2 separate regions of the Homo sapiens genome follow, and region 1 is linked to region 2. Evidence: chromatin contacts called from ENCODE Hi-C or POLR2A ChIA-PET data. All regions are on one chromosome and are shown on one strand. The core of a region is the stretch at or near the end of the contact, and the rest is flanking DNA. Distances in the headings are between cores, read along the strand shown.

Region 1 (3,204 bases), core at 403-2,902, 260 kb after region 2:
CCTCCTCTCACCCTCCACCCTCAAGTAGGCCCCAGTGTCTATTATTCCCCTCTTTGTGTCCATGTATACTCCAATGTTTAGCTTCCACTTACAAGTGAGAACATGTGGTATTTGGCTTTCTGTTCCTGGTTAGTTTGGTAGGATAATAGCCTCCAGCTACATCCATATTGCTGCAAAGGACATGATCTCATTCTTTTTTATGGCTGTGTAGTATTCCATGGTGTATATGTACCACATTTTCTTTTTTTCTTTTTTTTTTTTTGAGATGGAGTCTTACTCTGTTGCCCAGGCTGGAGTGCAGCGGCACAATCTCGGCTCACTGCAACCTCCACCCCCTGGATTCAAGCAATTCTCCTGCCTTAGCCTCCCAAGTAGCTGAGACTACAGGCATGCGCCACCATGCCCAGCCAATTTTTGTATTTTTTTGTTTAGTAGAGACGTGGTTTCGCCATGTTAACCAGGCTGGTCTCGAACTCCTCACCTCAGGTGATCCATCTGCCTCAGCCTCACAAAGTGCTGAGATTACAGGTGTGAGCCACTGCGCCTGGCCTATGTACATTTTCTTTATCAGATTCACTCTTGATGGGCATCTAGGATGATTCCAAGTCTTTGCTATTGTGAATAGTGCTGCAATGAACATATGAGTATATGTGTTTTTTTCATAGAATGATTTATATTCTTTTGGGTATATACACAGTAATGGGATTGCAGGGTTGAATGGTAGCTCTATTTTAAGTTCTTTGAGAAATCTCCAAACTGCTTTCCACAGTGGCTGAACTAGTTTATGTTCCCACCAACAGTGTGTAAGCATTTCCTTTTCTGTGCAGCCTCACCAGCATTTTGTTATTTTTTGACTTTTTAGTAATAGCCATTCTGACTGATGTTAGATGGTATCTCGTGGTTTTGATGTGTATTTCTCTAATGATTAGTGATTGTATTAGTTGTATTAGTATTGAATTGTTTCTTAGAAACTATGTTTTCCTGGCAGTTATTGAAACTGATAGACAAAATAGTATGATAATATTTCACTGGTGAGGAATAAGGCAAGTATCCTGTGGACAGGCTGTGTTCCTTCTGTAATTAGGGAGTAGGAGATATGGTCCACTCTGCATATCTGGTAAGTGAGCCTTCCTGAGATGGTGCTGATACCTTCTAAAAATTGTCAGCTGCTAAGGCACAAGCGTGTAAATAAAATCTACTTTGTATTTAACATTTCTGTGATTTCATGTATGTGTCATATTATAAAGCACTGTTGATGTGCATTTTGAAAGGAAGGAACTTCTGCCCCCATTGCTCCCACTGTTATAGCCTGGCAAGTTTCAGGGAGTAATGAAAAATAAGACTTGAAACTCTTATTTTGTTGTTAGGTGGTTGTAACACTTCTTCCTTTTTTTTAAACCTCGCCTTATAGCACCTCTGATCCTGCTTTTATTTCTTTGTTCTCCTGCATACTCTTCCATTTTATGAAAAGTTGGAGTAAGCAGTGTCCAGGTAATCTGTACTCTGTGTTCATATCATCTGCTCCAGGGTGAAATAAAGGAAATGTGATGTTATTGCTCTTCTATATGATTTGTGTTGGTCTTTTCTCTACTGTCTCTGCCTTGAGGTCAGGTACTATGTTTTCTACTTCCTGTATAACTCCCCAGGTGTCCAGTATGCACATCTGTGCGTTGTGGGTTTTTAATAAATGTTCTTGACTGATTTACTGACTGTTCTGCATAGCAAGAGAACAATGCCACAGTTTATTTCAAAGAGGCTGTACAGTATTGAGGCAAAGTGTTTCACAGTTCTCTGAGGTTGAAGGTAGGAGCCTGAGAAATTCTGGAACATAACTATGTGAGATTCTGAAAGCTATTTTAAGTTACTTCTTTGTTTTGAAAAATATTTATATAATGTTTTTATTACATGTAATGTAGTAAACTTCCTCCCCTTTTAGTACATATCTTTTCCTTAAAAAAAAAAAACTTTATTATATATTCAAATACTGGTTGGTTGCCTTAAAATTTATTGAAAAATCAGCTGTAGAAGTAATAAGATCTAGTGTTTGGCAGCACAATAGGGTGAGTATAGTTAACAGTAATTTATTGTGTATTTCAAAATAAAGAGTGGAATTGGAATTTTCTTAACACAAAGAAATGATAAGTGCTTGGGGTGATGGATATCTCAATTTCCTTAATTTGATTTTTATACATTATGTGCTTGTATGAAAATATCACATATACCCCATAAATAAGTACAGCATTATATATCTATAATAGTTAAAAATTTAAAAAGTCTGTCTTTAACATTATCCAGTCGTGTCCATTAAAAAGACACATTTTGTAAAGTTCCTTAAAAATAAAGATCTTTGCAAGTATTTATCTTAAAAAGCATTCTTTACTTTTATAAAGGGCTCATTGCAGAGTTCTTTTAAATGCAGAAACTCTTCACATTGCATTTTTAATATGATTTTATTTATAAAAGTAACTGTGTCACAACTATTCAGTAAACACTTTGTAATTTATTTAAGATCAGGTTTTTTTAAAGTGGGACAATTTTTTGCATGAGATTAAAAATAAAAACAGCTTTATTGAGATACAATTACATACCGTGCAGTTTACCCTCTAAAGTATACAATTCAGTGGCTTTTTACAAATATAGTCACAAAGTTGTACAACCATCACTAATTTCAGAAAATATTTATCATCACAAAAAGAAAGCTTGTACCAGTTAGCAGTCGCTTCCCATTCTCCTGTTCCCCATTGTCTGGCAACCATTAATCTACTTTCTGTCTCTATGAATTTTCATATTCTAGACATTTCATATAAATAGATTCATACAATAATAATACAATAAGTAGCCTTTTGTGTCTGGCTCATTTCACTTAGCTTAATGTTTTCAAGGTTTATCCACATTGGAGCATTATATCAGTACTTTCTTTCAAATTTGAATAATATTCCATTACATGTATAATGTCACAATTTATTCATTCATCAGTTGACGGACATTAGTTGTTTCCACTTTTTGGCGATTGTGCATAATGCTGGTACAAACAATGTGCAAGTTTTTGTGTGGACATGTCTTCACTTCTGTTGGGTATATGTATACCTACGAGTGGATTTGTAGGGTCAGATGGTAGCTCTATGTTTAACCTCTTGAGGAACTGCCAGACTGTTTTCAAAAGTGACTGCACCATTTTGCATTCACACCAGCAGTGTATAAGTG
Region 2 (3,154 bases), core at 161-2,660:
AGTGTGAGTTACTCAAAAAAAGTAAACTAGGCCTTCTCCTTTGACAGGGAGGTGCATTTGAAAGGTGCCTCCCTGTGCACTGACTCACTTAGTCTTGTGAGGGAAGCTTTATTACAATTCCCCATTGCACAGATGAAGTTGGGGCTCAGGGAGGCCAAGGGAATGAAACTACTAAGTATGTAATTGGAACCCAAGTCTCCTGGAATCCAAATGCAGTGTCCTTTCGCTACCAGATGCCAGCAGGACCCAGGTAATGAACTAGGCCAGAGACCTGAAGAGCAGGCCAGCTACCAATGTGACCTCTATCTGCCCACTTGGGGGTGAGATCCTTACCCATACAAAGACAGTTTTAAAATTGATTAAATGTAATGAGGCCGGGGCTGGGGCAGGCTGGCTCACGCCTGTAATCCCAGCACTTTGGGAGGCTGAGGAGGGCGGATAGCTTGAGGTCAGGAGTTTTGAGACCAGCCTGGCCAATATGGTGAAATCCCATCTGTACCAAAAATGTAAAAATTAGCTGGGTGTGTTGGCGCAGGCCTGTAGTCCCAGCCACTCGGGAGGCTGAGGCAGGAGAATCGCTTGAACCCGGGAGGCGGAGGTTGCAGTGAGCGGAGATTGCGCCACTGCACTCCAGACTGGACGACAGAGCAAGACTCTGTCTCAAAAAACAACAAACAAACAAACAAAAGTAAAGAGGCCGATAGAGGGAGAGGAGACCGAGACGTAGGGAGCAGTGAGTCGGTTTGGGATGAGACTGGCAGGAGCAGGCAGATACAGTATTCGACCTCGGAGCTGGGCTTTTAGCCTGGGGTCCTGGCGCCCCTAGAGTGTCAGGAGGTGAGGGCCTGAAGCTACAGGCAGAATCCCAGTGTCTGTGTGGGCCGTGGGCTTGCTCTGGACACTCTGGGGACAGGATGCAAGGCCGTCATCAGATTCTCAAAGGGGCCCGTGTCCAGAAAAAAAACGTGTTAAACCTCCGATATGGAAGCATCTGCAGTCCCCTGCCCGGACCGGGGACACCATGGTGCAATGTATCCCTGTCCCCGTCACTTTTTCTAAATCTTTGCCTAGAAATCCCTCGTGCTGGACTCTTTCACCCTGCACGGGGGAGAAGCCCTCCTCCCGGGAGCCTGTTTGGGGGGCAGGCCTGGCCGAGTGGCTCCGTGAAGACGCAGGCGCGGCCGGAGGGCGCGGGGCTCGGGCAGGATCGCGCCGCCGGGCCGGGAGGGGGCTGCGGGCGCGCGGCGGATGTCACGGCTTACCTCAGAGCCCAAATTAGAAGGCTGAAAAAATCACAGCAGGAAATAATGTGCTGCCTAAAATAGAAGCATCAACTGGGAGAGAGGCCGGGGAGTAGGTGGCATCTGAGGCTCCCGCCGCGTCCTCCCCAGCGGCTGCCTGACGCTGCATCGGAGGCGCGTGGGTGGCGCCCGGCCAGAGGGGCCCAGAGGCCGGGGCGGCCCGGGGCGGGAGGAGGCGAGAGCAGGGCACCCTCCCTCCGCCCCCTCCCCCCTCCCCACACCCCTTCCCTCTTCCTCTCTTTCCCTCCCCTACGGCCCCCACCTCCCCCCACCCCGACCCGCTCCCCCGACACCTGGGCTGGTCCTCCCGGATCCACTCCTCTCCCACACTCCCTCACCTCCCCCCTCCCTCCCCCTGCCCACGCCCCACATACCTGGGCTCCTGCCCCTTCCACCCCTCTCTGCTCCCTCCCTGCCCCCTTCCCTTCCTCCCCTCCCCTTTATCTCACCTTCACCCCCTTTCCTCCTACACCCCTTCCGTGTCCCCACCCCCTGCCCTCAGTCCTCCTTCCTCCTCTTCCCCACATCCCACCTCTCCTTTCCCCCTCCTTGTAGGCCCTCTTTCTCCTCAGCCCCCCTCCCCCCGCCTTTAGTCTCCTACCTCCCCTACAGCCTCCTGCCCCCGCCTCCTCACAGCCCCCTACTTACCCTACTGCCTCCCTCCTGGGGCCCTTTCCTCCCCAAGGGCCCCTCTGTTTTCTCCCATTCCAGCCCCTGACCAGGCCCTGCTCCTCTGCTGGGGTCGGCCCCGCACAGTAAGCTGCCTGGGAGCCCTCATTGCCTTCCTGGGCAACCCGGCCAAAGGCCCCCCGAGCAGCTGCAGCCCTGGAGGTCAGCCTCACCCTGGCAGACCGCAGGGGCCCCTCCTCACCGCCGACCTCTGCACCTTCACCCGTTTGCCTGGTGTCTGAGGAAGGGCCCGCAGGAAGAGCATTCCTTTCCCAGGGTCTTCCTCAGGAGGGATGAGAGGAAGCAAAAGCTTGGTCTGCAAACGGGCTGGTCCTCCCGACGGCCACATCCGCAGGAATGACCCTCAGAGGGGCTCCCCAACTGGCTGGGAGATTCGTCCAGCTGGGCGCTCTGCTACACAGCCCCGTCAAGGGCAAACAGGCATGTACTTAAATGATAAGGGGCGGCCCTTACAGAGCGTGTATATGTGCATATTAGCTCCTTCAAGCCTCACAGCTCCGTAAGCTAGGCACTGTTATTATCCCCATATTATAGATGACAAAACTGAGACACAAAAGATGAATCAGCTTGGCAGTGTTCACAGAGCCAGCGTGTGGAAAAGCCAGAATCCAGACCCAGACCCGAACTGCAGCGTCCCGGCTCTTACCCCTAACCAGCCAGTGCCTCTCAGCTTAGTGCTCTTCCACCCGGCTTTTCTTTCTAAAAAGTGAGTTTCGTCTTTGTTGTTTGTTTGTTTTTGTTTTTTTCTGAAAGTAAGCATGAAGCATTACAGGTGCTTGGAGATTTTCAGTTTTTAAAAATCTGATATTTTTACTTCTCTGGGTGTTTCCCCTGCCAGCTGTTGCTCTCCTGAAAACCGTCTCGCTCATTTTTGCCGGTTCCCAGTGCTGTGCGTCCTCATCGCATTGGTTCGTGCTCCAGGGCCCTGCCCACGCACATATGTGCTGCACTCCTTCCCTCCTGCCTCCTGCCTCTGTGTTGCCCTGGGGCTAACAGCTTATGACTTGCCAAACAGAATCATAAGGAGAGGTGTGTGGCTGATGTGGCATCACGCAGGCTTGGAAAGGCCACTTGTTATTGGGATAAGCAGTAGGAAATAGTGGCTGAGATTGTGAGTAGGGGAGTAGAGGCCTCCACAGACTAAAAGAAATGTCAGAATAAAA

The links. A loop is a pair of places that touch in the nucleus more often than their neighbours do. ChIA-PET counts read pairs that join two places held with the same protein, here RNA polymerase II (POLR2A).
Region 1: POLR2A ChIA-PET joins it to region 2 with 28 read pairs in BJ. The contact joins the enhancer-like site here to the promoter of LINC01460 in region 2. A Hi-C loop is called at or near these places in 1 of 168 maps with a recorded cell type or tissue (Caco-2). POLR2A ChIA-PET finds 5 or more read pairs at or near these places in 3 of 52 experiments (A673, BJ and MCF 10A).

Annotation. Positions count from the first base shown.
Region 1 is chr2:27,978,784-27,981,987 of GRCh38, forward strand. All of the region lies in intron 3 of BABAM2 (BRISC and BRCA1 A complex member 2), which reads left to right. Among named protein-coding and RNA genes, the nearest start is that of MIR4263, 16 kb to the right of the region's middle. Within about 2 kb of position 1,653, at least 2 of the 41 ENCODE cell types and tissues checked have a DNase peak (open chromatin) inside an H3K27ac peak, as active enhancers do.
Region 2 is chr2:27,714,322-27,717,475 of GRCh38, forward strand. It overlaps LINC01460 (long intergenic non-protein coding RNA 1460), which reads right to left and starts at 1,411. Exons shown (of 2, transcript NR_135200.1): 1 at 1,263-1,411. It overlaps LOC105374378 (a long non-coding RNA gene), which reads left to right and starts at 1,802. Exons shown (of 3, transcript NR_160725.1): 1 at 1,802-2,411; 2 at 2,526-2,697. RefSeq lists a silencer at 1,098-1,507 and enhancers at 1,701-2,215, 2,216-2,729.